Regions from separate parts of the Homo sapiens genome. Here region 1 is linked to region 2. Evidence: read pairs that join two places in POLR2A ChIA-PET (ENCODE). Cell type or tissue: MCF 10A. All regions are shown on one strand. Each heading gives the region's core, and the rest is flanking DNA. Links, peaks and the distances in the headings are about the cores only.

Evidence for each region. Peaks named below come from ENCODE experiments on the same cell type or tissue, not always from the same donor. Only the 100,000 strongest peaks of a DNase experiment are listed, where the experiment ranks them.
Region 1: POLR2A ChIA-PET joins it to region 2 with 11 read pairs; 2 of 35 experiments call an interaction of 5 or more read pairs at or near these places.

Annotation. Positions count from the first base shown.
Region 1 is chr10:117,797,662-117,809,810 of GRCh38, reverse strand. No RefSeq gene overlaps it. Among named protein-coding and RNA genes, the nearest start is that of LINC02674, 69 kb to the right of the region's middle. In MCF 10A, for the core only: no CTCF peak of the experiment used is centred there; a DNase peak (open chromatin) is centred at 5,080.
Region 2 is chr10:117,670,475-117,682,623 of GRCh38, reverse strand. LOC124902555 (a long non-coding RNA gene) reads left to right here and starts at 4,297. Exons shown (of 2, transcript XR_007062384.1): 1 at 4,297-4,382; 2 at 5,309-5,560. In MCF 10A, for the core only: no CTCF peak of the experiment used is centred there; a DNase peak (open chromatin) is centred at 5,143.

The DNA of each region.
Region 1 (12,149 bases), core at 2,007-10,006, 130 kb before region 2:
GGGGTTTAATGGACTCACAGTTCCACATGGCTGAGGAGGCCTCACAATAATGGCAGAAGGCAAATGAGGAGCAAAGTCATGTTTTACATGGCAGCAGGCAAGAGACTGTGTGCAGGGAAACTCCCTTTTATAAAACCATCAGATCTCATGAGACTTATTCACCATCACGAGAACAGCACAGGGAAAGACCCACCCCCATGATTCAACTACCTCTCACTGGGCCCCTCCCACAACATGTTGGGATTATGGGAGCTACAATTCAAGATGAGATTTGGGTGGGGACACAGCCAAACCATATCAGCTGCCATGTGCTTTTCTAAAGCAGTAATTTTCCAAAATTACTGAAATGAGTCTGTATTTTTTAACTTTGTATTTTAATGTAATTTTAAACTTGCAGAGAAGGTGCTAAGATAGTACAAGAAACACCCATAAACCCTAACCCTGTGCCGAGATTCATCAATTCAGTACGTTAGACCCCATGTGCTCTGTAATTTTCTCCTTCCTCCTCTCATTTAGAGTAATTGGAGACATTGCACCTCTTTACCCCTAAATATGTGAATTATATACTTATCCAAATCAAGAAATTCAACATTCATAGTTCCCTTTTATGTGAAATAGTAACTTGACACTTTTTGCATTTCTTGATCTTGACATTTTTGAAAATTATATGCCAGTTATTTTGCAGAACGTCCCTCATTTTGGGTTTGTTTGATGTTTCCTCATGCTTAGACACAGATTATGCATTTGGGGCAATAATACCACATAGGTAATATTGTGTCCTTCTAGGATGCAATATTTTCTTAAATAAAAAGGAAAAAACTATGAAAAAAGAAATGGCTTGATCAATGAATCTAGCCCTCCTTCCCACTTGCTAATCTCCACTCCCCACCTCCTTTTAGGGCAGGCACCACGGCCATGTTTTACTCATTTTGATGTGTTTTGTGTGTGTAGTAGTCATCTTTTTCTCATTTTACCTCCTTCATTTGCTGAACCTTTCGACTACAGAAGCTCTGTGCTGATGCTGGGCCTGGACTGTGTGCTCTGAGCATGATAGGCAGTCAAAGATTCACTGAGTTGAATTACAGGTTCCTGCCTCATCCTAGCAAATCTGTGCAGCTGTCTAGGGTGTTTTTCCCTCTTTGGTGGCTACACAGCTATTACCTCCTACCTTTGTCTCAGGACTTATGACATGCAGTTAAAACAATCTGTTTGCTTGTCTCCCTGACTTGTGTCTGAGCTGCTTGAGGAGAAACACCGTGTTGCATCTGTCTCTGGCTCCAGGGAACCTTCCCCAATGTACCAAATCAGTGTTTAGTACTCATTTCCAGAATAAATGGCACTTAGATAACCATTCAGTGTGGATGGGTGACTTTTCACTTAGAAAGAACTGCCTGAGAGTGTTCATTCTGTTTAGATAGATCCTTAAATTATAAAGAGGCAGAGAGCCACACAAACAGCAGAAACCCATACACATACACACACACGCACACACGCACACACTTGTTCTGGGGGGATATGGAGTTACTATCCAGTTCAGTGTGTATTTTTTAAATCAAAATGGCCCATTGTGCCCCAAACTGGCTAATTCTGTGCTTCAGGTATCTAGGAAATTGAGGAGCATATCGTGTTATTCAAGCAAACTAATTTGAGAGTAGCAGCTTCTCAGCTGCTACCATGCACTCAGAGCCTCCAGTCTTCATTTTGTAACTACCAGTTATCCTGGCAACTTTCTTTGCTTGTAACTCTAAAACCATGAACAGTAAATGGGAATAAGCCACTTTCAATTAAATATGAGCAACAATTACATTTTGACAGTTTAATTGCATTCTTTCTCCCGGTCTTTCTAAACAAGGCACAGGACATACCAAGTATGCCAATTGTATTTTTAGATTCTTCTGCAATTAAGAAAATATCCCTAAAAGAGATAAAATACTTGGTGGATTAAATGGCTATTTCTTGAGGGAACTATATTAAGAAATGAGTGCTGAGCCGTTGCATCCATAGTAATCAGCTTTCAGCCACTGTGGACACATGGAAACGCCTTCTTGAAGACAGAATCCTATTCATCAAGCTCTCCCTTCTGCTTCACATGGCTGACCCAACTGCATGTCAAGAAATGCCTTGGCTGGCAAGGGCTGGGTGGGCTCATGGCCCTATGGTCTGGAGGAGTGCCCCAAGGTGAGCTCCAGAGGTAGCCACATCTGTGTGACCACCCAGGCAGAAAAGTTACTGGGAAGTGACTTCATTTGAGAACCATGAATGCGTTTGGAATATGATATGGCCTCTGTTAGAACTTTTTTTAAAGAGAGATTCAAAATACACAGTGGGATAGGAGAGGGGGGTACGTTCTTAAACTGAAAAAAAAGTAAATCATAAATGGCATAATCTCATGTAGTACCATCAAGGCACACACATGTTGAAGCAAGGCTAAACAAACAACAGGCATCCAAATGTTAACTGTGGAGGGGTGGGTTGAATGGTGAGCTTTACTTCTTTATTGTATTTTTATAATAAAAAACTATATGTTTCCCATAGCTCTGTGGTCGAAGACAAATTTGGAATAACAATGCTAGGAGTGTCTATGTTTGATGCTGCCTGTTAAGAGCTGAACTGTACACCCCCACTTCAAATCCATATGTTGAGGTCCTAACCCACAATGCCTTAGTCTGTGACCTTATTTGGAGATAGGATCTTTTAAAAGGTAATTGAATTAAAATGAAGTAACTAGGGTGGGCACTAATCAAACATGCCCAGTGTCCTTTTAAGAAGAGGGTATTTGGACATAGCTATGCAGAGAAGGGAAGATGGTGTGAAGACACAGGAGACAGGGGCTGTCCATCCACAAGCCAAGAAGAGAGGCCTGCAGCAGATTCTCCCTCAAGGCCCTCCGAAGGAACTAATCCTGTTGATGCCTTCATCTTGGACTTGCAGCCTGCAGAACTGCGAGACAATCCATTTCTGTTGCTCAGGCCACTCCATGTGTGATGGACTTGGTGACAGCAGCCCTAGGAAATGCTTCAGTCACAGAGTTCAGTGGACTCAGGGTGGGGTTGATGGAGGGGCGACCCATGAAGCTACACAAAGCCCAGCGCTCAGAAGCGCCCTGCACGTTCTCAATGCTCTGCTGTTGCACTTGGTCAATAAGTTATTTAGTCGGTCCTGACTGTATCCATTCTTCTATGCATGTCTCCACTCTCCAAGGTAGAGCAAATAGATACTCATTTATTTGCTAAGTATTTACTGAGCACCTGCTGTGTGCCAGGCACTTTGCTCTGAGACACAGAAAAGAGTTAGGCTCAGATCTTGCCCTCTGGGAACGTGAATTGAAGAGAAAGAAAAGGTCTTGTAGACGGTGCCCACAAATGGAGGAGGCAGAAGCCATGGGAACACCGGGGAAGGGGCAGCCTCAATTCAGATGGCTTCACACCAGCCTCAGTCACGTATCCCACCCCATATCCATTCTAAAGATAAGGAAATGGGCTGAGCTGCCCAAGTTCTGCCAGCTGGTCAGTGACAGGCTTGAACCCCAGTCATACCTCTCTTTCCACGATGCCATGCCACTCCCAGAAGCACTCTATATGATTTCCCATAGCGTTAACACAAATACCAAGGGAATATGAGCAGGTGCATAGTATATTCACATCTGAGGATTAGCCAGGGCTGCAGGTGCTTTGTAAGGCAAATTTAAAGGCTTCCATTTTCAGAATGGGGCTCCTGAATCCACCAGGTAGGAGGGACACATGAGTGCAGAGCTGAGTGTGGGATAGAGAACCTGAAACCAGGGAAAGTGCTTCCTAGAAGCGAATCCATATTGGCTCTGGATAATTTTAATTATCCTAGAAGCAATTGTGTCTGGATCTGTTCCTGGGGGTCACAAGGGCCCCTCTTTGGGGAATAATAACGGCCACTCTCTCTACCAAATCTTGAAGTGTCTGCTTAATCATTTGTTTCCCACTATTGACAAAATAACTGATACCAAAAATTCCATGCTCAGAAATTATGCATGAAGGCAATGTTAAAGTCTGCGTTATCAGCCAATATAAAGTACATGGTATTATTTCCATGAAATAAAAACCCTGTTTACCATGGCCCCCACTCAACTCCCCAGTCTGGTGGGTTTTGTTCCACATCTGAGAACATCTCTCTCACTGGCTCAGGGAAATGCTGCCACTCCAATAACCTCATTATTTAAGATGCCCATTTTTAAAATATGGCTAAGAGATGGGTAAGAGTAATTCTCATCCAAACTTCCAAGCAAGTGAAAACTTTGCCATTTATTAAAGCCGGGCTGAAAAACCATCCACATCCGTCTGCACCAAGCAGTCCTGGAATCAGTGTTCACCCGGCCGCAGACTTGCCGTGGCTTTCTGGAACACCGCTGGCCAGTTCAGCACTGTTCATCTCGTATGTCAAACTCACTCAGGCTGTCAGCCTGAGTGCCCCACAGGCCATCAAAAAGAGGTACCAAACTCCATTATAACGTCTCTTAGCACTTTCTGCACTTCCACGCCATGCCAGTGGGATACCTGGCTGTGCGAAAGAGGACTGCAAATGGGATTAGAGACATAACATCATCTTGCCTCTCCCTCCAGCCGGGCGAGGGAGAAGGAAGGTCATGCCAAGCAATCAGTCACGTTCTTTGATTTTCTCAGAGGGCTTGTACCTGGCCTGTTGCCCCTTAAGTTCCACTTTGATGGATGAACCAACACTCCCCAAGCTAGGACTGCCACCTGGGGCCCCTCAGCTCAGGTAACTGGGGAAACTGAGTCATGGTGATGTGATTCAGAGCACCTCTATGCACAAGCAAGGTTCTGTCATCTTCTTCCAGGTTTTCTTCTTGAGTCATGGTGGTGATGTGTGTATGTGCGTGAATATATTTTCTTTCGGTTCCTCCTAGAACACGGCGGCCTAGAGAGAGGGTACATGGTGTTCCAGGAGGCAGAGGACAATCAGTTGATCAGGGCATCTGGGCCAGGCTGGCAGAAAAAAAAAAATGTCTCAGCAGTTTATAAAAGAAGAAATAAATAAACGGCATGATTTGAGTCATCAGCCTTGCCTGTCTGAGTTCACCAGAGAATTGACGACTCAGAGCTTCGCTTCATGCAATTTGGACCTTGCCCGAAACCTTCCAACTGTCCCAAGCAGCAAAGAATAGGCCCTCTGCTAATTACCCCAGGGGCCAGCTTTCTGCTGCTTTGAAGAGCTCTCTTTGATGTGATGCAATTCTGCTGCCAGGCCCGGCTGTGCCCAGATTAAGCACATAATGAGCAATTATCAGCCGGGCTCTAGGAGTGTGGCTGAGGCAGCCGAGTGGAAACCCGGTCTGCGCTGCAACTATTCCAAGCTGCCAGCACTCCTTCTGGGGCTGGAGTAATTCGTTTACCCTCTTCTCTCTGCACCCCTGCCCTCAGTGATGTCCTTCCCATCTGTAAAATGGAACCTAGGAGGCCTGGGGATCGGGGGAGGGGTGGGGTTTAGGAACTCTTCTTAGAATGCCCCCAGTGACTGGAGCAATCAATTTCCCGGACACACCACGCATGAGCAAAAACTCACAGCACTAGAATAACAGCTGGAAATACAACCTAGGATAGCACAGAGCCTAAGGGGGCAGGCTCTGCAAAGTCACCGATATGAGCTGTGTGACTTGTCGAGGGACTAATCTCTAACTTTGGTTTCCTCATCTGGAAGAGCAGGAGGATAAGAGAACTCGACTGTAGGGCTGTCGAGAGGGTCCCTGTCTCTGCATCAGCTGCTTCTCAATAAACACTCGCTGGTGGGATTATGATTACATTCACATGTATGATTGCGTGGGATCCTCGCTCCCACAACATACAATGGGGGGGGAGGATTAGTGGATTTGTTGTAAGAGAAGGCAACTGAGGCATAGGCAGACTGAGTGACTGGCAGGGCTGTCTGCCTTAAAGGCCAAAGAAGGAGATTTGAGAAGCATTTCAAAGACATTAGAAGGAAGCAATGGGCACTTTGGTGACATTTTTGTCCCACTTACTTCAAAAGGTCTTTAGAGACCAGACCTAGGGATCCATTCTGGTTTTGTCCACCAAAAGGCTGAGTCCTGTACTGACAGGTTTCCTCAAAGCACAGTGCAGGTCTCCCAGGAGGGGGGGAGGAAAATACCTAACCAGAGGGAATAGGGTTCTCTGTTTACAAAGAGCACAGGCTCTTCTTCCACCTGAAGGACCCTGGCCTTCCAAAAGCCTTCTCTTCCCTGCTTCCTAAAATTCCTTTTTTCCCCCTGCCAGACATCTAGCTTGAAAGACAAGGCTCTTTGGAAAGGGGCAGGGGACTGCCTGTCCCAGGTGGTTCCCTTAGCCTATCCCCAGGCCCCCATCTGCAGAAAGCCACCTCCCCTTGCCTCCCATGGGGGTCTTCCTTGAATTCCCATAATTCCCCTTGTGGGCCTTACAGACGGTCATGCAGACGGTTCTGAGGGGTCATGCAGACGGTTCTGAGGGGCAGTTTAAGGAGGCTGTGAGCATCCTAGGACAGAGACCACATCTTACTCATCTCTATCCCTCACAGGTACACAGTAGGAACTTTTTTTCTAAATTTAAGCCAAGGGCCTGCAATCATTTCTTGAGAGCAGGGATGGTAGAGAAAGGGTGGAGCAGACAGCCACGGTGGAGAATGCTGAGGAGAGGCCGCCTCACAGTTTTGTGGAAAGCCAGCCTTTGCCATCTTGGCAAGTTCTGGAATGTTCTATCTGCCTCATGCTGGGGGACTTTGCCCTCACCTTCTCCCTTCTCCCAAATCTTCTGGTAAAAGAAAAACTTCAGCCAAATTAAATGTAGAGGAGTTTAATTGAGCAATGAACAATTTGCAAATCAGGCAGCCCCCAGAGTCATAGTAGATTCACAGAGACTCCAGTGCAGCCACGTGGTGGAAGAAGATTTATAGACACAAAAAGGGAAATGACGTACAGAAATTGGAAGTGAGGTACAGAACGGCTGGATTGGTTACAGCTCGGCATTTGCCTTATTTGAACAGTTTGAACACCTAGCAGTCTATGAGTGGTTGAAATATGGCCGCTGGGATTGGCCAACTCAGTTATTGTTACAGGTGCATACTCCTAAGTTAGGTTTTCAATTTTGTCTTTTTTTTTTTTTTTTTTTTTTTTTTTTTTTAGAGATGGAGTCTCAATCTGTCACCCATGCTGGAGTGTGGTGGAGTGATCTTGGCTCACTGAAAGCTCCACCTCCCAGGTTCAGGCAATCCACCTGCCTCAACCTCCTAAGTAGCTGGGACTTCAGGTGCCCACGCCACCACATCTCGCTAATTTTTTGTATTTTTAGTAGACACGGGGTTTCACCATGTTGTCCAGGCTGGTCTTGAACGCCTGACCTCAGGTGATCTGCCCGCCTCGGCCTCCCAAAGTGCTGGGATTAGAGGCGTGAGCCACAGCACCCGGCCTTATCTGATTATTAAGCTAGATTACAGGTCATACGCAAGGACTCAAATATGGAAGTATGGAGTCCTTCTTAGGCCACATTTAGTTTGCTTGACTGCCTCAAATGAAGTGATGGCTCCTGTCCCTGTCCCTCCACATGAGCTGCATTTCCTCCTTTCCCTTCAGCACTTAATTCCACCTCAATCCTTCAGAGCTCAGCTCAAAAAACCCTTCACAGAGAAGCTGCCTCTGGCTGCCTGGTTCAAATAGGGGGCCCATTCAGTGCTCACTGCAGCCTTGACTTCTGCTTCGTGGCCCTTGGCCCAGTTTTTCCTCCAATGCTTATTTATGGGAATATTTGATGAGTACACACCACTCACGGTCAGGAGTCTTTACAAGTCAAGAAGGCAGCGAGTGGTCCTTTCATCTCCGCAGCTCTCCCAGGGCCTGAGGCATCATGGGTACTCCACAGAGATTTGGTAAGTAGTGAATAAGCAAGGGTTAACAACGTTGTTTGGGTTGAGTCATCAGTTCTACCCTGAAGCCCAGGATATATGCAGCATCCACCACTAGGAAGGGACGGGGCTGCTTTCTGTCTGCCCACGTGTCAGCCCCAAACTCAAGGGCACCTCAGCTACCACCACACCTTTTACCCACAGGAAACTCGGGTGTATGTTCAAGCCAGATTTTAACAACAGCCAAAGCCAACAAACATTTCCTTAAAATATAATCCTCTCCTCCTTCCTCAGGGGGAACTTTTCTGACATTTGCCGCCTTTGGGAATAATCGTCATCATCCTGTGAGGCAGGTGGACGACTGGAGTAGCCTTGCCTTCCATGAAAGCCAATGTCACATCCAGCGAGGCCAGAGGAAAGGGCAGCAGGGGGGAAGTGGGGTGGCAAACAAGCAGTTTTCACATCTCAGGCTCTGACATGATTGCCTCTCTCTCTTCTCCCGGTGGGTGGGGCGGTGTGTTATGAGCCGGTGACTTCAGCCTGCGCCTAGAGAGGGAACGAGCCCCGCAGTTGTCAGGAGCAGCTTAGCAAGTCCCTCCACACCCTCACAACTGAGGCCCGATCAATCCACAGCCCATCAGCAGGTATTTAGGTGGGGCTGCAAGGGCCAGTCAGTGGGCTGCCGGACCAGAGACCCAGGAGGGGCCTGCTCTGCAGAGATAAATGCATATAATAGCACCCATGAAAGAGGATCGAGCAAACCCCTGCTCACCATGTGGCCAGCTACAAGGCAGGGCCACAGAGGACGGTCCCCACAAAAGCCCCCAGATACCAGGGGAAGAAAACATGTGCCACCCATAAAAACCCTGTCTGAATGTCTTTCCCTCCAATCCATGGCACTAGGGCCAGGGCCTTGCACACAGCGGCTTCATGGAGCAGCTTAACATAACGAAGAGATGCTGACTTCAGGGTCAGACGGCTTGGGGTTCAAATCTGAACTTGGTCACTTGCTGGCCAAACGACCCTCAACAGGCCCTTAATCTCTCTTCACCTCATGTTCCCATAAGGAGTTAAGGACATCCTATGAGGTCGTTGGGATAGTTGTGGGTGCACTCCACACATAGCTGTGGCACTCCAATGGCCATCGTCCTCACATAATGGCAAAAACATACTGTGGGCAGAGAGAAGAGACCATGGTCTTGAAAGGGCTCTCTCTCTTTCCCTTTCTCTCTCTCTTTCTCTCTTTCTCGCTAGGATTCAGCCAGTGTTCCCTGTCCTTGTCTTTGAGCCTGGAACCCACTATAATCCATCTGAGAACTCACTTCCCTTTGCCCATCTTCTTAGTTTACTAGCGTGGATAGAAAAATTACAGTAAATAATTAGGCTGAGAATACACGCAGAGTCTGAGTTTTGAAAAGTGCTTCATTGTTGGGAAAGCATTTTTATGCACAGTGTTGTTTGACCACACAGAGTCTTGTTGGAAATGGAAAACACAAAACAGGTAGGAGGAAGTAAATAAAAGGTCTGAGCTCAAACCCTGACAGTGGGAAAGCAGCCCCGGCTGTGCAGGGGTGCATCTCTGGCTCCACGTTTTGGAGACGGGGCCGGACTTGCTCTGCCAGTGGTGCCAACAGCACCCAGTTGCCTTGGGAAATGCTGGGGGGGGGGGAGGTGGGGGGCAGGGGACAAAGTGAAGGGACGTGTAGTGGTTACCAATCCCCAAAACTCCATCAAGAGATCTGTCTGTTCCAGCTGCTATATTGTCAGTGTCTACTTTCATACCCTGCCTCTTTAGAAAGGATTTGGCTTGGCTTAGTGACATATGTGTGCATATATATATATATATATATATATATATACACACACACACACACATATATATATATGCTGAGTTTGCTTGGGGTTCGATATAGATATAAATATATCTATATTCGGTATGTAAGTCATGCCAAATCCTTTCTAAAGAGCGGAAAGGATGTATATGTATACACACACACACACACACACACACACACACACACACACACACACAGAGTTCACAATACAATACCCATAAAATAAGTACATGAAGAAATCAAAGTGAAAGGGAAATAGAACTAGTAAAATAAGATTAGTCAAGGATTCAGGCCATGGAACCAAGAGCTACAGGTAGGGCAACTCTGATATTAACCTATGGTGGGATGGGGAACTGGGCTTCATTTGTAAACATGCAAAGACTCCTATTTCACCCTCAAAATGTTACCCCCAGAGCTGCCTGGACACACCATGGACACCGATCACAGATATCCACATGGTATGTCTCGCCTCACATCACTGTTTTACACTGAATTTATTTCCCGGCATGAAACCCAAACACTCTACCTTCAGGAGTCGTGGCCTTAGCCACTTTCCCCCTGGGAATTAGCCCAGGTATCAAACAGCTTCAAGGTCTGGGAAGCGATATGCCTTAGCCTATTGAAGAAGGTCAGGATAAGCACCTTTGGAAATTTTGGACACCGCAAAAGAGATATTTACTCAGTGAAAGAAATATTGTTCAGATGTTCCTAATTCTGTTGTGTGCTTACAAGCCTGAGTGCATTTATCCATGTGGCCTAGCCTTGCACATCCTCTGGATTTGAGAAAGAGCCCACTCTGTAATCTACAGAGAAACAAGTGCATCTCATCAGCAAGGCACATGGAGCATTTCCCTTTTTCCTTTCTTAAAGTGGGAACAAGATGACTTCTTATCCCAACAGATTTTTAAAGATAAGTTCACTCCTGGAGATGATAGGAAATGAAATTGTACAGTTTCACTGCTTAACAACAAATTCAAATTCAGCAGCTTCATCCTTTATTTCGTGGCATGGGTAAGGGCTTCAGGGTTTCCACCACACCTGTGGTACTTGCCATGTGAACTCAGGCACAGCTTAACCTCTCTAAGCACAGACTTCCTCACCTGTAAAATGGAGTAATGGTAATCCAAGATAATAGAGTTATTGGGAGGATTCTGAATGTGAGAATGTATATTAAGTATTCAGTCATTTCTAGCACTCAATAAATGTTTACTGCTATTATTCATATTATTAATGTCATGATGATGATGACTGCGGTAATGCTTCAAAGCAGTGGTTCTCAACCAGGGATAAGTTTGCCTCCCAGGAGACATTTGTGATTGTCATGACTGTAGGAGGGGGTGCTGCTGGCATCTGGTGGGTAGAAGCCAGAGATGTTTCTCAAAATCCCACAATTCACAGGACAATCCCCCCACAATAAATGACAACCAAGGCCAGGTGCAGTGGCTCACGCCTGTAATCCCAGCACTATGGGAGTCCGAGGTGGGTGGATCACTTGAGGCCAGGAGTTGGAGACCAGACTGGCCAACATGGCGAAACCCCATCTCTACTAAAAATACCAAAAAGTTTAGCTGAGCATGGTGGTGCACACCTGTAATCTCAGCTACTTAGGAGGCTGAGGCAGGAGAACCCCTTGAACCAGGGATTCAGAGGTTGCAGTGAGCCAAGATCATGCCACTAAACTCCAGCCTGGGTGACAGAGTGGGACTCTGTCTTACAAAAAAAAAAAAAAAAAAAAAGAGTTCAAAATGTCAGTAATGCCAAGGTTGAGAAACCCTGCTTTAAGGTATAAAAAATATCTTATTTGGAATTAAATTCTTGCTTTTTAGGAATTCTATTACATCAACTAAAGAAACTACAGTTTTCAAAAACAGGAGGGAAATACCTTTGCCCTTTTGCTTAACTGGCTGTGTCATTTGACTTAGTCTGCTAATACCTCAGTTTTGTCCTCTGTAAAGTGGCCAGATTGTATGAGTTGATTTCTAAGTTTCCTTCAGGCTCTAACCCTCTTGGACTCCATGACTCCAACTGCCAACAATCTTCTTTGGTGCCCGAGGGAAGAGGGGCCGGGCAGAACCCTGCCATGCTCTGGATAAATACAAGCACAATAGAATTCCTTGTGGAAATAAATCATCTTTTCATATAAAGTCTTCTGAAGACCATTTCAAGAAGAGTAATAGGTCTGCCAGTCCAACACCTGCAGGGTGGGTAATAATTTACTTAGCCCACTGACTTGGGGGCAGGTCCTGCTCTTGATAAATGGCCCAATTAAGCATCTGTTAATCACGGCATTATCTCCTTGGAAGGTGGAATACCTACTTCTCTCTCAAGCAGTTTTTCAGTGAGATAACATCACGAATTCCCCAAACTGTGAAGGGAAGGGCATGTAACAAGCACCGGGAATGATGCAGGGCCCCTCTCCGGAGCTTCGGCCCCTATAGTTGCTGGGAATATTCC
Region 2 (12,149 bases), core at 1,832-9,831:
ATTATTTGTTCATCTGACAAACATCTACTGAATACCTACTATATGCCAGGCATCCCAGGGGATGCAAAACAGAAATATGGTCCCTGCTCTTGAGAACTTCATAAATTAATGGGAGAGACAGATATTAGTCAGTAATCACACAAGTATGTAATTACGTGCCATGAGGCCAGGCAGAGAGCCTGGGCTAGAGCCAGGTGACTTGGAAACTTCCCTGAAGAGATAACTTCTGAGCTGAACTAGAGAACAGGTAACTAGGCCATGTGGTGGGTGGAGTGATTCAGGATCAGAGACCAGCATTTACCCATTACCTGGCCAGACTCCTTTTTTTTTTTGAAATGGAGTTTGGTCTTGTCACCCAGGCTGGAGTGCAGTGGCACGATCTCGGCTCACTGCAACCTCCACCTCCCAGATTCAAGCAATTCTCCTGCCTCAGCCTCCCAAGTAGCTGGGATTACAGGTGCCTGCCACCACGCCCAGCTAATTTTTGCATTTTTAGTAGAGACCGGGTTTCACCATGTTGGCCAGGCTGGTCTCGAACTCCTGACCTCGGGTGATTCACCCACCTCGGCCTCCTGAAGTGCTGGGATTACAGGTGTGAACCACTGCGCCCGGCCCCAGTGTCCTTCTAATGCTTTCATTCCTTGATATATGTGCGTGCTTTCTACCCTACACAAATATTTAAGAGCAAGTAAAGTGCCCGTGTAGGCGATGGCGATGCCACTTCTGTGTTGAGCTCATCCTTGAGTCTGCCTCCCCAGCTGCACTGGAGCTCTGTGAAAGCTGCAGCTCACCAGGGCCTGGCGTGGTGCATGGAGCACTATAGGTGCTCAGTCCATTCATAATGGCTGGTAGATGAAATGAACATCAGCACCAGGTATTGGCATACCTGCCCTCACTCTGAGCCAGGCTGCCAGGATAAATTACAGGAACTCTCAGCTCATCCTCTTGACACTTCATCCCACCCAATGGCTCCCAGTTCTGTGTACTGAGAACCTCAATGAAGAGGTTGGAATAAGGAGGTTCTAAGAGCAGAAGTTACTCCTCCTGACAAACTAAATGCCAGCCCAGTGTCCCTTCCTCCAGGGACATTGATGTCTGATGCCCTGACCACCAATAGATCAATCTCCTGTGATGTCATTGTTGATGTGTCACATTTTGACCTGATGTATTGATGACATATCCACCCCCGCCTCCACACATCTCAAATAATAAGCTCTATGAGTTCCAGGGCCTGTGTGATTCACTCACCATTGAATCTGCAGCACATGGTAGGTGTTCAATAAATGATTAATCGATTCACAATGATCCTAAGAAAAGGGACTGGTTATAGTTACATCGAAAGTTAATTTGCAAGCATGTGAAAGCATTTTGCCAAGCATGAGGATGAAGGAGTGGGAGGTGATATAAGACTGAACATTTGCTCCTGCAGGCCTCATGGACAAGGAGCCCCAGCTAGCCCTGGTCTTTCTCAGCCTGGTAGCTCCAATACCAAGAGTGGAGAGGTAGCAGCTTAGCATCCCATCTCTAGTTATGCTGGGAAGCCAGCTAGCCACCACCCTGCAGGTGACTGGGAACAGGAAGCAAGAAGGCTGTTGACTCCTGGAAGAGAAACTCAATATTGCCTTTTTATTCTGAGCAGATGCTGCTTCTCCCTGAGTCCACAAACCTGTCAGCTGGTATCAGAAGTGTGCAGTCCAGCCCTAGCTTGCTACTGCAAATCTCCCCAGCCAGGTTAAAATTTCACACTCACCCTGAAGTGGTTCCCAAGACCCAGGATTTGTTTTTCCTAATGATCCTTAACTTTGATCAGTGAGACTCAGTGAAGTGGAATGTACTGAGTAATTTATTTTAGGTAGCTGGGAAGTTATCTATTTTCTAAATGGTCATGGGTCCCTCCTTCCCCAGACTCTAGCATCATAGAACACAGGCACTCTGTCTCACTCAGGGCCCGGTCCTAGCATGAGAAGAAGCTGGAGTATCTAACGCAAAGCCACAGCAGTGAACACATCTGGCTCCTAGCCCTGCTCCTGTCTGCTTCATGCCTGTGTGGACTTGGGCAGGTCATACCCACTCTCAGATACTCTATTTCCATATCTGTAAAATGGAATAATCACACCTACCTTTTCAGGGTTACCATGAGGCTTAAATAATACTATGCTTATGAAAGCGTCTGGTGTTTGTAAAATCAATTTCTTGGTGTGAGTTGCTGTTATTATTCTGTAGTATCATCCAGGGGGAGTGGAACAGTTGCTTCTTGACCCCCAAACTAATTTCCCCTTCTGATCTATGAAAAGCCTTTAGTGTGATATTTCTCAAGCTTGGCACGATTGATATTTGGGGTGAGATAACTTCTTGTTGAGGGGGGCTGTCCTGAGCATTGTAGGACATTCACCAGCATCCCTGGCCTCTGTCCTCTAAATGCCAGTAGCAACCCTCCAATTGTGACAACCAAAAACGTTCCAGATGTTGTCCAATAGCCCCTGGAAGGAAAAAATCATCCAGGGCCAAGAACCACTGCTTGGTAGTAGGACACGTGGTATTTCTGCCTTGAGACACGATGAATTGCCTGGGCAGAAGGGGCACGGTGGCTCCAATTAATACCAAGGGTACAGCTGGCTCTCCCTCTAGTGAGCTGTGTGAGCTTAGCCAAGTCTCTAACCTCTCTGGGCCTTAGTGTCTCATTTGTAAGAAGGGATGTGGGATGAGCTGCCTTGTAGGATTTCTCCACCTGGGGCCAAGTCCTTTCGCAGAAGCAGTTCTGCTGGGCTGGGGAAAGCATTGAAAGAAGCATTTTTAAAAGTGGGGAAGCAGAGGCTTCCAGATTGCGAAGCCACCATTTCCCCAGAGGCTGGCCCCATAGAGGACCCACCTGTGGGCAAAATTCCTCCTCCTCAGAGTTCCTTCAGAAGAGAGTATTAACTCTGCAACAAAATCATACTGCTAATAGTAATAACCACCAAGGGTTGCCAAACCTTTTTTTTTTTTTTTTTTTTGAGATGGCGTCTTGCGCTGTTGCCCAGGCTGGAGTGCAGTGGCGCGATCTCGGCTCACCGCAACCTCTGCCTCCCGGGTTCAAGCAATTCTCCTGCCTCAGTCTCCCAAGTAGCTGGAATTACAGGCGTGTGCCACCAATCCTGGCTAATTTTCATATTTTTAGTAGAGATGGGGTTTCACCATGTTGGCCAGGCTGGTCTCGATCTCCTGACCTCAGGTGATCCACCCGCCTCAGCCTCCCAAAGTGCCAGGATTACAGGCGTTGTCGAACCTTGATATGAGGTATGGTGCTGAACTTTTTATATACATTATTTCATTTAGTCTTCACAAATAAGCCTCTGAGGTAGGTCTAATTTTTCCCCATTTCCCAAATGAGGACACTGAGCCTCAGAGAAGTGATGTGAGCTGCCCAAGCTCACACAGGTATAGAGCCTCGGATAAGACTCAGCTCTTGGACCCTGCTCTTACCTCCGAGGTACCTCCCAATCCAAGGCTCAGGCTTTCTTATTCCCCGAAGGCCTGACGACAACAGCAGCATTGAAAATCTTTCCCAAACCTTGACCATTGGCCCGGGATTAAACGGAGACATTAAAGAGCATCCACCTGGGGAGAGTGGCAACCAGGGGCCAGGCTCACCTTGGCTGCCTGCTGTGTGGCTTCAAGCAAGTCACTTCTCTCTGAGCTGATTTCCTCACCTGAGACATTCTTTCAAGCATGGTGCTAAGCGCTGGGTATATAAGGTAGTGGATAAAACAGCACAGTCTCTGTCCTTATGGGATGTACAGTCTGATGTGAGAGACAGATAGAAACAAATCAATACACGAATGGAAGAGATCAGCGAGGTGGCATGATAGAGCATATGGAAGGGGATATTTTATGGGATGGTCAGGACATCTGCATGTGAAAGATGACATTCTAAACTTTAGTGAGGAAGAAGAGGAAGAGCCAGCCATGGACACTCAGGAGGTGATAGAGGGAAACGGGTGAATTCCAAAATGAGGAAATGTTATCAGTTAGTATCAGTAAGGTAAGAGGCTTTCCTGAACAACCCCAAATCTTCATGATGTCAAATAATAAAGGTAAGTGTATTGCTCAGAGTATAAGCCCAAGGCAGGTCAGTGGGGAGGGAGGGGTGTTCTGTTATGTTACAGAATGTTCTAGAATCTTTTTATTAGGCTACCATCTCAACACAATATTCAGGGTTTTTGCTGAAACAGCGGAAGAATAGTATCTCATACAGGCAATCAAATGTTTCAGCTGGGAAGACACAAATGCATCATTTCAACCCACAGTCCATTGGCTAAAATGACTCACACAGCTCATCAAACAGCAGAGGCCCAGGAAATGTAATCCGCTCGTGTGCAGAAGGAGGGAAGAATCAGACAGAGGTGAACATTAGAAGTGTCTACCTACATCCTGAATCAGAAAGGCCTTGAAGCCTCTCCTGTCAGCATGGGTCACCTTTACACATCCCAAAGTGGCATCTCACTGTGTTTGCAGTGCTCCTAGACTGGCCTGCAGGGTCCAGGCAGAGGCCTAATACTGTGGCCACAAGACCCTCTCACAAGCCAGCTGCCATCACAAGACAGACGCAGGACGGGGCCTTCCACCCTCACCCTTGACTGCTCCTGGAGGCCCGACATCTAGCCTTTCCTTGACTCTGTCCACATACCTAAGTTTTCAAGAAGAAGAAGCAATTGGGGAGCATTTGCTGTATGGCTGGCTTTCCACTCTTTCTCCTTGGGAGGATACAGTGTGTGTGGGGTGGTGTCTGCAGGAGGACCTGTGGCCGCACGCAGGGCAAGCCCCCAATCAACCCTGGCTGAATGCAGTGGAGGAGAAAACTGCATAGCGTCTCCACAGCAGCCTTGCAGAGCTATGAATAATGATGGTGATTAGGAGATGGCACCATCCCACAGTCTTACGTTCAGTGTTTCAGTTTCTTGTCACAATTATCCTATCAGGTAGATTTTATTATCCCCTCTTTCCGGCTTCTAACTATCATCTTTCAGTCCAGACCAGAGCACTTCTATTATTGAGTCTTTTAGCCAAAACATCTGTGGACAGTATTTTAACCCCAAGGCATCCCTTTAGCAGTAACATGTGAGTCACGCGGTAGGTAGGCTAGGTGGGGACCTTGCGACACCTTTAGGATGCAGCCAGAAGCTCCACCCACTGATCAGTGTGCTCTTTCTGAAAGGGCGGGACAGTCAGGCCGACAGCAGCAGCAATGTCATTAGGTCTGTGGGATCTTGCATCAGAAAGTCCTGGATTCGAATCCCAGCTTACTGTGTGGTTTTGTTTCTTTTGACAGATGCTAAGTCTCAGATTCTTCATCCGCAAAATGGGAATTAAATCTACTGCAAAGGTTGTTGGAAGAGTTAAAATGGGATCATGAATGTAAAATGCACGTCATGATATAACACGAACAAAGAGAGCCCGGAGAAAAACAGAACCCTTTCCCTACAGCAGAGAACTGCACCAATTTTATTGAGCTCCTGTTCCAACTGGAGAGAGAAGCTTCCTTGATTTATGCGTCTGATAATAAAAGAGGTGCCAATTACAAGACGTTTACTACTGTTGATTAGTTCCGTGTTGCTGGAAACTAGGTCTGTCGAAAAGATAAAACGACACCACATCATTTCCACGTGGCTTTGGTGCATTCCTTTTTAGCCCTCCTTGCTGCTCTCTCCCTAAACACAAAATCTAACTAGCCCCTCTGGGGCCCGGCAATCTCCCACCCTTGCCCCGGGACCGAGGTGAGAGGCAGCCAGCCCCCACATTTCAAACTTTTCCGGCATGCCAAGCCTTAATACTTTTGTCTCTGGCTTAGCTCCTTTCCCTCCCACAAATAAACTTGGGGCTATTTTAGAAAGCTTTTGCCACAACAGCCTCTGAGTGCTAATGAGTGTGACTTCAGAAGAGAATTTTCCATTAGTGAGTAAGAAAAAAAAAAAAAGAAAAAAAAAATCACCTTGAAATGTAATAAGCAACATCAGGCCCTTGTCTCCTAACAATGCCCAGATTCAAAACTAAAGCTGCTTTTTGATTAGATGTTTCATTCAACAACTATGTCTTGAGTACCTACTATGTGCCAGGCATCAGGCTGGGTAATGCTGCGAATATGGAGGTGTGTCATGGGGAGACCACGGCCCCTGCTCTCCAGGGGTTTATCATTTCAGAGGACTGCACAAATAATGAAATATGGCTGAGGAAGAATGAGATACGCAGATCTGTGGGAAAGTCAGAGAAGGCTTCCTGGAGGAAAGAGGCAACTAGGATGGGCCTTGAGGGATGATAACAGATGGTGTCCCACAACCTGGGTTGAAATCCCATCTCTGCTGATCACAGTTGTGTGACCAAGTCAAGTTACGTCTCTTTGCCTCCTTTTCCTCATTTGTAAAATGGGGACCAAAATAGTACCCATGCCAGTGGCTGTTGTGGTGATTAATTGAATTAATACAAATAAAGTACAGGCCCTGCCACACAGAAGTACTCAATACAAGTAGCTATTAAATAGCTATTATCTGTTAAATGGGGCTAACAAATAGGGTTTATTTTGCTGCCAGGATAAAGAGGAGAAAATTCCAGGAAAGCACTTAGCACAAGAACTAGCACATGGTAAGCACCAGATAATATTGCTCTTTAGTATTATGGTGGTGGTAGTTGTTGGCCGCTGGGGGTAGGGAGGAGAGAAGGGCAGGCAGGACAAAGCATTAATTAGCTCCCCCTCCTCTCTTTCTGAGTTCCGGGCCCTCCATTTGGCCCCACGCCCTTGGCTGCCAAGTGTCGCCTCCAGATCCCCCGCCATGAATCCCCCCGGAAGCGGGAGCAAAGGGAAGGCAGATTCTGGCCGCTCTCCTCTGTTCTCAATCAAATGTGCTGCTTTTCTGCCTGGCTTCACACATTGTAAAAGGCAGCCATGTTCAGATTGCTCAGTGTCCACACATCGGGCTCCTCCTGACCCGCTGTTTGCCTGCAGATGGGTTCGAAGCCCATTATTGTAATGGATTTGCTGTTGGGTAGAAGAAGGGGTTGTCCGCCTAATAAATCTTTGCCCCAGTGGATCGCATCCAATAGACCATCCTCCACACCACGGTTTTGCTCTGACGGATTTGTTTAGTGATTTCTGAAAGACAGATAAGCTCCAATGAGTGCCCTGAGATAATATAGCAAGACATCATGAAGATGGAAAAAGAAACGCAGGACTTTTTTGGAGCAATAATTTAAGGATTTTTTCCTTTTCTTTTCTTTTTTCTCTTCTTGTCTTTTCTTGGTCCACCTTCTGAAAGTGTTGTAATACCATCTTGCTGTTAGGTTAAAAAAACAAAGTGCTGCTAATGAGATGCGTAGAAAAGTAAAAACATGTCATGCAAATTAGACACCTTTGGGGATTTTGAAAAACCTGTTTGAAGGGCTAATTAAGAAGCTATTAAAAATAATTCATAATAATCTGCTTTCCCCAAATTCTTTTCAGTTCAGAAGTGTAAGTGATGCCATTTTTATTTCACTTTTTGAAATACATAAGTAGCAGGCCCCTCGTTTACCTGGACACATTTGTTTAAGCAACAGGTCCCTCGTTTACCTGGAAATACTTTTCAAAACCTTTAATGACTTTTATTAAGGTAATCCCATTTGTCCCCTTCCTCCTGACATATTCCTTTTCTGCTTGAGCTGGTTCTTGCAGCAGATTGTTCAGCAAATGCGGTCAGCGCACCATCGCAGGAGTGACTCTAAGTCTCACTGGGAGAAAATTGTTGTGAGTTACAGGAAATTAAAAAATTCCTGCAATACCAACCCACTTCTCAAAGTCAATCTGTGGTATCCCAGCATCCACTCGACTCTGAAGTCAGGCCAGAATGATTTTTGAAGAGTAATTTCCAGCCTTATAAGGGGTCACGTCGTGTATTGAAGCCATATTTGCTTCTGTGTTTTGTAAATTTCAAACTCATTACTAAACCTTGTCTCTTATACCTTGTGTCTGGCTCTTACCTTGCCCTCATCAATCTGAGCCTTGAAAATCTAATGAAGAATGGCACACATTTTGCATGTGGAAATGTGATAAAACACCAATTGTTAGGAACCTGAGGAGGAATCAGTTTTCGAGGATGGGCGGGGAGGCGGGCCTCTGTTCTTAGAGCCAGCTCACTGCTAGGTCTCTGCAAGTCCCCAGGAATAAAGAGAAACAAACAGGATTTTCCCACTCTCCTCTGAGCCCCACTGTTCCCTGTCTTTGAGATAAGCCACAGGCCGTGTCTGCGCCACAAGCTTTCAAACCGTTCATGCTCTAAGAGCCAGGCGATAAGATGAGCTCTGTAACATTTTCCTTATAGAAAGCAGAGGTCTCTGTGTTCTGCAGAACAATATTACCCTTTACTTGTGTTCCAAGATAGTAGCTCAGTTAAGCTGTGAACACCTTGAGAATTTCACATGGTATCTCATAATGGACACAGAAACTACATGCCTGGGTTCTGTGATTTTCTCCAAGGAAATCTATAGAGGATGGAGTGGCAGATAATCATGGCCTTTGGGGCATTACAAAGGTTGATGAAAGCTGTGGGACCTTCTCCTAAACATGCACTCATGCACACACACACACATATGCACACACACACAGCCTGTCTCTCGAGCTCTCATTCTTGTTATCTCTTGCATCCCATTTTAGAGAGTCCACACTAAAAACCTTTGGTGCAAGTAAGCATCACACCGCAGCTCCCTTCACCTGAATAGACAGGAGTCAGCTTGGAGAAATGGAAAAATCGTGAACTTTGGAGGCAGGCTGACACGTTTGCAAACCAGCTCTGCTATTTCCTAGCTGTGTGGCCTTGGACGAGTCACTTGACCTCCCTGGGTCTTGGCTTTCTCATCTGCAAGTGGTGACAATAATACCTACTTTTCAGGTTTGTGCTGAGAATGGGCAAAGGGCTAGGTAGATGGAGACTCATCTATTAGGTCAGATGGTTCTAGGCTCTGTTTTGGGAAGGAAGGGGTAGGTAGATCCACCAAGGGGGTTGAGGCAAATCAGTGCTTAGTGCTGGCCCAAAAACTCTAGATTCAGGCCTGGAACAGCTCTGTTCTTAACACCCAGCCTGACACCTCCTAATGAAATGTAAATGAGCGTTCTGACAAGCCTGGCATTTGCTTGGGAGAAAGGGTGTGAGCAGACAGCCACAGACAGGGCAGCCTCGGAGTGTGGCTTGGATCTGAAGCTGGCTGGTTTGCAGTGAGAGCACCTTGCTTTCTCCCCTGGGGGTAGCCCCAAGGTGGGGAGTTTTCACAAAGCCTGCCCTCTCCCTAGAGACAAGCTCTGCCCTCTTTTGGTCCACATGTCCCTCTGGATCTTCCCATGGGTGGTCATCACAGCTAAACGGCCTGATGATCCAACAGGAAGTGGACACATCCCAACTTTGGAAGGTCAGCCTGACCACCCTGGCTCCTGCCTCCCATGGACAAGTGAGTGGGGGTTGCTTGGAGAAAGCCCCTGCCTATGGCAGGCTTGGGACCTGTACTCCTGGCACCAGTGTAGGTGCAGCCTTCTCAAGCCCAGATGCCAATAGGCCAAGGCCCATAAGTGACCTCCGTTAAGCACAGCTCTCCTAGGGGCGCCTGTCTGGCCAGAGCTCCCTTCCAATGTGAAACAGATCCTGTCCTGGCTGGCCTGGAAGCACTTGGAATTCAAATGAAGGTGCTTCCATGACCCGTAGACACAGACACAGTGGGTACCGGGAAACAGCCCAGCTGTGCACATGTGATGGAGCACCCCACAGGCAGCCTCGAGTCAAGTCCACTCCCCACTGGGCAGGGATGGTAAGACCCAGAGAGGTGAAGCTGCATCTCGGAGATCACACAGCCAATTGGTTTAGGGCCAGGAGAGCTCAGAAATCATAACCTGACACTCTGGGCCTCCAACAAAAGTGTCCCAAACTGCAGACCGACTCTTTCTTCTTCATTCAAAGAGAATGTTTCCGGAGTAACTATGTTGTGCCAGGCCCTGGGAAGCTAAATATGAGCGAGATCATTGTTATCCTTCCTGCCTCCCAGAGATGAGGGCAGATTTCCCCACAGAAGCAATGGCTGAGACAAGATCCAGAGCTTGAATGGGAGTAACTAGACCAAGAGGAGTGACGAGTGTCCCTGGCAGAGTAAACAGCTCATACAAAGGCCCTGTGCCCAGAGGAACACATAGGAAGAACTGAAAGGAGAGAGTGGCTGAGGTTCAGCGAGCAGGTGGGAGCCTGGGTCAGGTTGAATGTCTCCAGCAATTTCCTTGTTGGGGTTCTGATAAAGCCAAAAACACCTATTGGCTAGCACTTCTCCCCAGTTTTAAAACTGTATAATTGAGAGAAAATGCAATCCTATACTTTTCATTCATTCATACTTAAGTCATCAAACATAATAGAATATATTAAAAACTTTATGGTATCCACCACAGCTTTTGGTCCATTTTAGTAAGATTTTATTTTGTCTTTATCTCACAGTCTTCTCCAAGGATGAGGGAACTAGACACCCAGAGTTACCAAGCAGGGCCAGAGGAGACTGGCCTAGACTGAGCCAGGCAAAGGAAGGGCTGGAGGAGTCCCGGGGCCTTTCTTCCCCTCCCCTAGCCCCAGTAGCTGATGCCCCCATCACCATCCTTTATGAAGCTCTGGATCTGGGGTTGCTTTTGAATGTCCAAGCCTTTCAGGGCTGCCTTCACAAGCTTTGCTCAGAGACAGTGCTGGCTGAGGCCAGCAAACTCCTTTCCCTCCTGCAAAGGTCACCTTCCTGGAGCAGGCTCAGGAAAACCACTGGGACCCCAGACAAGCAGCCCTGGGAGATAAGGAGCCCTCCCCTCATTCTGCACTTGCCACTGCCAAAATAGTCTTCCAGCCCAGGCTGCCCAGGGCTGTGCCAGCCATGAGAGACAGGCAGTCTGGAATAGACCCCTCCTACTATAACAGAGTCATCAGATCACCAGTTCTTCAGCCCACCAACTCACTGGACTGTCCAGGATCTACAGAGTGGTCTGCAGAATTTTTAGGGAAGGTTTGATGCTTGAGTTTCTTCTTCCTGCTCCTGTCTCTAGGTCTAGGACTATTGACTGCAGCCATTTGCCTTCAGAGACAAGGGCTGGGTCTCACATAGGGGAGGAGGGGGAAAAAATTTTGGGAAAGGTCCTCAGGAATTTGGCAAATCAGCTGGTCAAGGAATTGATTGTGCAGAAATGAGGTCATTGGGCTGAAAGGCGCTTTTTGCAACCTGGTTTTAGGGAACTGGCCTGGGGCTGTGGAGTGAACTGGGAGAGAGGGGTTTTGGAGTTGGGTGCCTGAGTTCAGATCCTGGTCTTGCTATTCACTCCTGAGACCAATTCATGTCTCAAAGCCTCAGTTTCTGCATGGTCAGGTGGAAAGTTGTCAGAACTGACCTTCCACACACAGCAGTAGGCAGGACCGATAATAAGCACTGCTGTAGTTTGGCTGTGTCCCCATCCAAATCTCATCTTGAATTGTAGTTCCCATAATCCCCATGAGTCATGGGAGGGACCTGGTGGGAGGTAATTTAATCATGGGGGCTGCTACCGTCATGCTGTTCTCATGATAGTGAGTTCTCACAAGATCCAATGCTTTTATAAGGGAGATGCTTTTATGTGGGACTTTTCCTCGTTTGCCCAGCACTTCTCTCTCCTGCCGCCTTGTGAAGAACGTGTTTGCTTCCCTTTCCACCATGACTGTAAGTTCCCTGAGGCCTTTCCACCCATGCAGAAGTGTGAATCAATTAAACCTCTTTCCTTTATAAATTACCGAGTCTTGGATATGTCTTCATAGCAGCATGAAAACAGACTAATACAAGCACCAATATGGCAAGACGGACAGTGTTCATTCTCATTGGCTGGTGCCCATGTGGTATCTGCCAATAAACATTCACACAAACTGCTGGCTGTAGAGTCAAATAACATAACAGATGGGTACAGGGAAGCACGTGGCACAGGAGAGCACTCAACAAGTGGTGGCTTGGTTACATTGCCCAGGGCCAAGGCATACTCACATACCCCAACAAGCTAAAGTTGCCCCCCACAATACACACCCAACCCCAACCCCACCAAAGTTGCAGAAAAGTGAGGCCCGGGGCTCAATGAAAACTAAGTTGACCTCTTCCCAGAGACCCAAACATCCGGG